Regions from separate parts of the Homo sapiens genome. Here region 1 is linked to region 2. Evidence: chromatin contacts called from ENCODE Hi-C or POLR2A ChIA-PET data. All regions are on one chromosome and are shown on one strand. The core of a region is the stretch at or near the end of the contact, and the rest is flanking DNA. Distances in the headings are between cores, read along the strand shown. Region 1 has its middle 250 kb from the start of RPS6KA3. Region 2 has its middle 170 kb from the start of RPS6KA3.

What was found. Hi-C counts contacts between places; a loop is a spot of excess contacts on that map. ChIA-PET counts read pairs that join two places held with the same protein, here RNA polymerase II (POLR2A). Pooled maps may share reads with other maps.
Region 1: a loop to region 2 is called in a pooled map, with 2.8 times the contacts of the local background. The contact joins two enhancer-like sites. A Hi-C loop is called at or near these places in 1 of 37 single-sample maps with no recorded cell type and 5 of 50 pooled maps. POLR2A ChIA-PET finds 5 or more read pairs at or near these places in 3 of 52 experiments (PC-3 and activated CD4-positive, alpha-beta memory T cell).

Annotation. Positions count from the first base shown.
Region 1 is chrX:20,515,013-20,519,347 of GRCh38, forward strand. No RefSeq gene overlaps it. Among named protein-coding and RNA genes, the nearest start is that of RPS6KA3, 250 kb to the left of the region's middle. RefSeq lists an enhancer at 1-123 and a silencer at 1,341-1,490. Within about 2 kb of position 1,304, at least 6 of the 41 ENCODE cell types and tissues checked have a DNase peak (open chromatin) inside an H3K27ac peak, as active enhancers do.
Region 2 is chrX:20,436,554-20,440,703 of GRCh38, forward strand. No RefSeq gene overlaps it. Among named protein-coding and RNA genes, the nearest start is that of RPS6KA3, 170 kb to the left of the region's middle. Within about 2 kb of position 1,323, at least 2 of the 41 ENCODE cell types and tissues checked have a DNase peak (open chromatin) inside an H3K27ac peak, as active enhancers do.

The DNA of each region.
Region 1 (4,335 bases), core at 54-2,553, 78 kb after region 2:
CAAACAAGCACTCAAACTAATATACAGGTCCTCTGATAATGATTCCAGTTGTTGCCTCAGATCCCAGCTTGAAATTCCACCTTTCATCTTCCTTTCCCCTTGATCTCCTCATTATCATACTCTAGTCCATCCTACCTCTGCCCAGTGGCCCTGTTCTCTACAGTGATCTCCCTTTCTGCCTATTTTAATGGTGAACACCCCCAAGTTCTACTGCTAGCTCATCATCTGACTCTATACCAGGCCAACCTCTCTCTAACATCTATTCATATTGAGAGGCTCTTGGCTGATGAGAATTTGCCATTCCTCCTTGGGTCATACACCTAGGTTAAACCAGTCACCTTCATAGAAAATTGAGACAAGAGGAACATCCTGAACCTCTACTGAATCAGGCAAGAGAGAGTGCTTGCTATACTGGATTCAGGATTCAAATAAAGATCAAGATATTACAATACCTGGCTTTAAGAAACTGAACTCTGAAAAGAGAAAGTTTTTACAGCCTCTAGTTTGAATGGTCTTTGCAGTCATGGTTCAAGTTTTTCAGTTTCTAAAGGCCATGTACAAATGTCTGGGACTTTCGGGACTTCTTCATATTCCATCCCCTGTACCAGCACCCAGTAGAGCATCCAGCCCACAACAGGTAGTTGGTAAATTATTTTTTTGATGCAACATAAATAATCTATCCTTGAGAAAATAGTTGTATAATATCTTTTCCGTTATAGAAACTAGACCAGCCATGAATTATATGTATTTACAGATCACTGGCCCAGAAAAGCTCAGGTCAATAACTTGTTGCAGTATTATGAGAGTTAACTACTGCTGCATCACAAACCACCTCAAATGTTGGTGGTTTAAAACAGCAATGACTTATTATTGCTCACAAGTCTATGGTTGGCTGGGATGGGCTGATCTAGGCTGGGCTCTGCTGGGGAGGCTCAGCTTCATGGGTTGCACCCCAGGCATGTTCCTAGAAGATGGCAGAGCCACAGGATGGCAAGAAGAAGCAGGCAAACTTCACACTGGCACCCTGACACTTTTGACCACATTCGTTTGACCAAAGGAAGTGACACAACTTAGCTCAAAGACAAGGAGTGGCAAAATACACTCTGCCTTTATGGAGGAAACTCCAAAGTCACATAACAAAGGGTGTAATACAGGGAGGGGTGAAAAATTCAAGCTGATCATGCACTTTATCACAAATACAATTTCTGAGAATGTGGGCAATTTGATTATAGAGGAGGGCTTTGTTGATGTTAAAATAATGAGCTCTGGATGACATTGGTTGCAAGGTACTCACTTCCTCCAAATGCTTACTCATTTGGTTCTTACTACTTCTAGGAGGGTCACAGTGGTTGAAACTAAAATTAGCTGTGTTCAAGTAAATGTGACTCATAAGAGAGCAATGAGGAAGCTGGTTTCATATGGCATTCCCTCCCTTCCCACCCTCACACACTAGGTAATACAAAAGAAAGTAGCTTACTTGTCCAGAGATGGGTTTATCTTGAAATCCCTAACTTCATGCAAGTTCCAACCAGTAAATTAACTGCAGTGGCTTTTCTATAGATAATTTGTTTAATCAGAAACCCAGGATAATAAAAATCTTTGAAGTATTTTTAATGATCTTTTCCTAGTTGAACTAAGTCAGTGTCCCTCATGGTCACCCAAATTAACAATACAAGTTTATGTTTCTTGGTATTGAATCTACAATTCTGATATACAAGAATCTTTACTGAAGCACGCAACAAAATGCAGAGAAAGCTCTCTCCACAGAGTTTTTGTGGTTGGTATTTTCAATTTCATAAGAAGATAAAATGTGAAGCAAACTCTAATTAAAGTATCTTCAGAAACATATTGTTTTGGCTTTGGCAATTATATAGCTACCTTGCTTCTGATGGCAATTAGAATTTTATATATACCAAAAAAAAAAAAAAACAATTTTCTCCCAGTGCTCTAATTTGAAAGCTCTGTGCTCCATGTGAAACAAGCAAAAGGTGGTCTATGTTGATTAATTAGGGGTTAGGATATTCAGAAATACTACAAAGAAAATTATCAGGGTGACTTTTCTGTAAGAAGCAAGTTTATAAACCTCTTGCCTAATTTGTACACACAACAGAAAAAGCACTTTAGCTCCACTGTACCCGTGTTCTTCCCTTGAGAAGGATGCTTCTGCAATAGCACGCAAATTTCAGGTAATAGTAAAAGATCATCAGAATCATCCTTTAGCAGAAAAACAAGCCAAAATACCCACCCACTCAGTTTCTCCCAGAGCGCTTTACTTCAGGAAGATAAACATGACTGCAATAAGAAATTGATGCAATAAAGAACGTACTTATGTTACATTTACAGCCATATCCAGGGAGACAGCTAATGGCACTCTAAAAATGGTCATTTTGTCAGAGCTTTAGTGTCGATTATTGATTACACACAGGAAACAGTGGCTTCAAATACCCAGTGACAGCACAAACAGCACCTGGTTAGGTCCTGTGCACGAACATGGTACACAGATGACATTTGGTACACAGATATACTTGGTTTATTTGATTAAAACTCCTGGTATCAGCAGGGAGAATTGTAACTAATCAGCTCTTTATTTTTTTAGTTCAATATCTAAAAATCGATTTCCATGAGTGTATCCATAAGGGATGAAGAAAACACTGATCAAAATTCACAAGAGGTCTTATACAGCCTGGTGGAGATACAGAAAGAATGCTGGGCTGAGTCAGAGCACAGCTGGTAACAATAGCTAGCATTTAATTAATACATCTCATGGTGCCTGGTACTGTGCCAGGTGTTCTGTGAGCATTAATCTATTTCATCCTTTGAACAGCCCTATAATGTGGATGCTGTTGTCATCCCCATCTTGCAGATGGGGCTGAGAGAGATGTTTAGAAATTGGTTCAGTCTCACAGCTAGCAGATGGCAATACCAGCATCCACCTTCAGACCCAACCCTTCTCCATTGCACCGCAGGGTCAAAATGTGCTGGACTCGAGTTTCCCTGTTTTGCTAACTTGAAGTGCATCCTCGAACAAATCCCTTTCCTTCTGTGGGCCTCTGTATTTTCATACAAAATTGAAGTAGTTGGACTAAATCAGTGGTTTGCAACCTTGGCTGAAAACTAAGATCACTTGGAGTGCTTTTATAAGGCAATTTGCTGAGTATTTACTCTATGCCAAGCATCTCATTCGATTCTCTCAATAGTACTGAGATCTCTTTGAGGAAATGAAGAACACCTGATCTCATGGAGGAAAAATTGAGGTTCGAGAAGTTTGGTAACTTGCCTAGCTTATATAGTTCATAGTCTTCAATTCAGACACACAGGCCAGTTACACAGTTCAGGTCTCCGGCATTTCTGAGAGCCATTCCTGGGCTTTGGGTCCTGGGATGAATTATTCTCATCCTTTAGTGACTTGAGACTGCTCTCCCTGTCTCCAGGCTCATCCCTTTCTAATCTGTCGTTCCCATTGTTTCCTCAACGCTTCTCCTAAACTTGCATCTTACTCCCACCCTGAAATCTGACATTGTGTCTTCAGGGCTTTCTGGATGTTTTGACCTCCTTGATGCAGTGCACGAGACACTTCATGATCTGGTTAGTTCTCCAGTCTCATTTTCTGCCAGTGCCTCCCCCACCACTCCTCCCCCGGCTGCACTTTGTTCAGGCAAAGTGTGTCATATAGTTTCTTACATCTGTGTCTTCACATATGTGGCCGTTTCTTCCCAGAATGCCCCCCCGCAACACCCCATTTAATTCTTGCTCCTCCTAAGCTCAGCTGAAACACCTACTCTTTCTTCAAACTGCTCTAGCCACGATGGGGACTCTCAGGCCCTCTTTGTTTCCCCAGTACCCAGGGCCCTTCTTTAAGATAGTCGGTTTGAAGCGCCACTTTCTTCTGAAGCATTTTCTAACCCTCTGATTTATAACTGACGGTTTTCTCTGAAGTGAACTGGAGAAGAGGGGATGGACTGGAGAGGGAGCAGGATGGGGCGATTTTCTCAGGGTTCACTCCACCTCTGCGTCCCTCCCTCTGGTCCGAGTTCTATTATCTCACCCCTAGAGTATTACAATAATTGCATCCTGACTGCTCCCTTCCCTTCTACCCAACAGACTCTTCCCGACACGCAGGGCACAGTGATCCTTTTATATATAAGGCAGATCATGTGACTCCTCTCCTCAAAACCCTGTGATTCACGTCTCAGGCCGAGTCAAAATCCAGGTGCTAACAAGGGCCTATAAGGCTCCCCATCAGTGCTTCTTAAACTTTCACGTGCATATGAATCACCTGGGGATCTGATTAAAACTCAGACTATGATCCAGTAGCTCTGGGGCAGGGCTGGAGAG
Region 2 (4,150 bases), core at 73-2,572:
TGTACTACTATGTCATGGTGATTGTTCTGTATTAATATAGCCATGCACTTCTTTCTTTTAAATGGCTTCATATTATTCTATTGAATTGATATGGTATAATTTATGTAATGACTCCCCTGAGAATGGACCTTTAATTGTAATTTTTTTAAAAAAATGGCAATCGAAGTATTTTTGCATCTCTATGTTTTTGTACATGTGCATATATTTCTATACTTCTATGCGATAGATGCCTGGAGGTGTAATAGCTGGGTCAGATAGCATGGGCATTTTCACTTTCAATAGATACAGACAATTGATCCTCAAAATCTGGAATACCAAATAATACTCCTCCAATCCATTCTCTCAACAGTGAGAAATGTCACCCTTGACAACAGTGAGTATTACTAATATTTTCAATTCTTCCAGGTTGATTGATGAGTAAATATATCTCACCATTGCACTTCTTTCCTGTAATTATTGGTTATTTATATTTTTACTCTGAAATATCCTCTGTCATTTGCGAAGTTAAATAGTATGCTCTTTTTATTTTTGCTAAATATTTATGGGAGCTTTTTATGTATTAATCCTTTGTTAATTCCTAAAATGAAATTCCCAGGTGTGAAATTGCTGGGCTAAGGGAAGGCTTTTGACATTTCCTAGTTGAGTTTTAGGGAACCTTCTCAAGTCTTCCTTCAGATTACACTCTTGAAAGGGGGTAATCCCATCTCATTGAAGAGTTGAGTCTCATTTCTTGACAGTATACAAGCTTTCTGTATCAAAGAAATAAAGCTGTGAACTGTACACTACTATATTCTAAGGCTGTTGAGGGCCAACTGTGATTAGCTACTTTGCAAATAATTGGCAAACTTCTTGAATGTAGCTGAGCTGATGGGGGCTCATTAGTCACTACCAGAGCCAAGGAAGATCTTTCATTCAACGGTAGTATAATTTTTCTTGTTCCTGAAGATTTATGAGGAGAATCTAGACTCTGGTTAGTTGCTGAGCTATTTTTTTTGAATACCTACTATGATCTAGGCACTGTTGTAGGCCCTGTTGCTTATTCTTATGATCTAGAATCTCCAAGGAAGAGGTCAATTTCTGAATATGGCAGTACAGTTTGAAAAGGCCATTTGCAGTTCCAGATTTTTCTTTTTCTTTTTTGGTGATTTGAATTTTATGTTTTGTGAGGCTGAGTTACAGAACTGTATCATTTAGCCACTAAATTTAGCTGACCACTTAGCCTCTGAACCTCAACATGGTTCCTGTGTTCTCTATTCACGTCAGGTACAAAGCAGTTAAAAATGTTTCTTTGTTAGACACAGCCATAAGTGAAAGAGAAAACACTGGTAGAAGTTGAAAAGGCAGATAACTTGTGGTGTGTGGACATGCACAGGAAATAAGCTACTCTTAAAGGAAATATGATTTAGGAGATAGCCAGGAGCTTGCACAAACATTTGTTATTTGAGAGTTTAGAAATTTGCAAAGGTTGCAGGCTATACCTTAGCAGTCTTCTGCACATAATACAGTTTAAACACATTTCATTAAAAAGTGGTGCTACAGAAACAATTGTGGTTAATTTGTGTTTCAGTTATTTGAAGACTTTAAAATCCAGAACACTAAATTGTGTGCCATGAGTGACTGAAGAGTTGTAACTCTGGGAGGTGATTTTCATTGTTGTTTGTTCGTTGGATAGACTAGTGACCAGTTGAAACCTTTGAAGCAAATGTGGGTACTTTGCACATGCATAGCATGGGTGTGTTGGCTGTCGGTGCTCTCATTAATTAGAGGATCACAGCTAATCGTAGTGTGATGCAGGCACATTGGATTTAAAGTATGAAGATTTTATTTGAGTCCTAGCTCTCTTCCTAATTGACTCTGTCAGCTTTGGGAAGTCACCTAATCTCAGTGCTCCATTTTCTTGTCTGCACAACTAAATATGCTGGTCACAGAATTTTGTAAAAACAACCTTTAGATGGGACCCCAACAACCTTTGGAAGGGAAGGTAGTTCACAAACATAAAAAGGCTCTTTCGGCTGGGTGCGGTGGCTCACGCCTGTAATCCTAACACTTTGGGAGGCCGAGACAGGTGGATCAGCTGAGGTCAGGAGTTCGAGACCAGCCTGGCCAACATGGTGAAACCCCATCTCTACTAAAAATACAAAAAATTAGCCAGGTGTGGTGGTGGGCACCTGTAATCCCAGCTACTTGGGAGGTTGAGGCAGGAGAATCGCTTGAACCCAGGAGGTGGAGGTTGCAGTGAGCCAAGACCGCGCCATTGCACTCCAGCCTGGGCAACAAGAGGGATACTCTGTCTCAAAAAAAAAAAAAAAAAAAAAAAAAAAGCTCTTTCAATGTGAGTTTATTATTTTGTCATAATAAAAAGAGGGGAATTGTATGCATGCATGCATTTATTCATCCATTTTTCCATTAACAGTTTCTGATTACCTGCCATGAGCCAGGCATTGTGCTAAGTGCTGGAATAACAAAATAAACAAGACCTGGTTTCTGCCTAGTAGGAGTTTACAGGCCAGTGGAGATGGTTGTCAAGATAATGTCTAGTCCAGTCAGTGCTGTGCTGGAGCTGGCTCATTCAGGCTTACAAGAGCTGACTGTTAAATTTTTAGAAATTCTGTCAGTGGGTTGTTAAACATGGCCATTACTAAAAATTAAGTTATACGGTAGTTGACTCCTATTATTTGTGGATTCCATATTTGTGAATTCACTTACTCACTAAAATTTATTCGTAACCCCCAAATCAATACTTGTGGTCATCTGTGGACATGTGCGTGTGCAGAGTTGCGAAAAATTTGAGTTGCCCGACGTGCACGTTCCCAGCTGAGGTTGAACAAGGGCTTCTTGTTTCAGCTTTCATACTATAAACAAGCGTCCTTTTCGTGGTATATTTAGTGCCAGGTTTTTCACATTTTTCTGCTTTTTGAGGGTGATTTCACTGTTTAAAATGGCCTCCAATTACAGTGCTGAAGTGCTGTCTAATGTTCCCAAGCACAAGAAGGCTGTGATGTGCTTTATGGGGAAAACATACGTGTTAGAGGAGCTTCATTCAGGCATAAGCTGCAGTGCTGTGGGCCATGATTTTGGTGTTAATGAATCGGCAATAAGACATCTTAAATAGAAACACATATAAAATATAGTTGGTTGACGAAAATGCTTTGACCAGAGGTTCACAGGAACCCAACTCTGTATGTCTTCTAGAAATGTTGATTTGATATTTGCTGATTTAGTGTTTGCAGCAACTTTGTAGAACAAAAGTACCATGAATAATGAGAATTGACTGTATAAACTTACAATAAAATAAATTATATTATACGAAAGGTAATAAATACTAAAAACTCTTCACTTCCTAATTATTTTGCTACATACTACTATTATCCATGATCTTGAGATTATTTCTATTTTATCTGTAGGGTAGAAATACTATATAATGGGGGGTGCTACTGTGCATTTCTTCCCAAACCCCCATGTTCAGTGACATCAAATCAGTAGTTTGACATTGGCCAAGGTGGGAGTATTTTACATCATGGAAATGGGTAATGGCTACAAATCAAGGCTTTTTCTCCCAGCTCCCACCCAGTTGTTAAACATTTACCAGTACACAACTGCCTTCAGTTTTTTTTTTTTTTTTTTTCAGACAACTGTCCTTTGGCTCTTGGAGCCAACTTTCACGCACTAGGAGAAAACCTAAAGTTATAGGGAGTTTATCTCCTTGTACGTCCACCTCAGGTCCATTAGCCAATGACTGACTGGTGTTCTCATGCCTCAGGGTGGGATTCACACTTCAGAGCATTCCTTGGGATCCAGATGAGTTGTGAGCCCCAAATGCTTGAGATCATACCCTTGTTTGGCTTCCTCCTCTTCCCTGCCTTGCTGTTTTCTTATTCTTACTGGTTTCTCCTGGGAGCTCTTCCTTGATAAATCACTTGCACGCAAATCCAAGTCTAGGGTCTGCTCTTGAAGCACCCCATCTAAGACAGTACTCTAGCAAACCTGGGAAGGAAGTCGTGGGGTCTGCAACCTGGGTGTGTGTGGCTCAGGTTGGCCCCAAAGATTGACTGATAGATCTCGATTTTCTGGTTCTAACTCTTCCTTAAGAAGCCTTTGCTTTCTGATTTTATCCTTCAATTTAAATGTTTAAATGACTTTTAACAGGCAT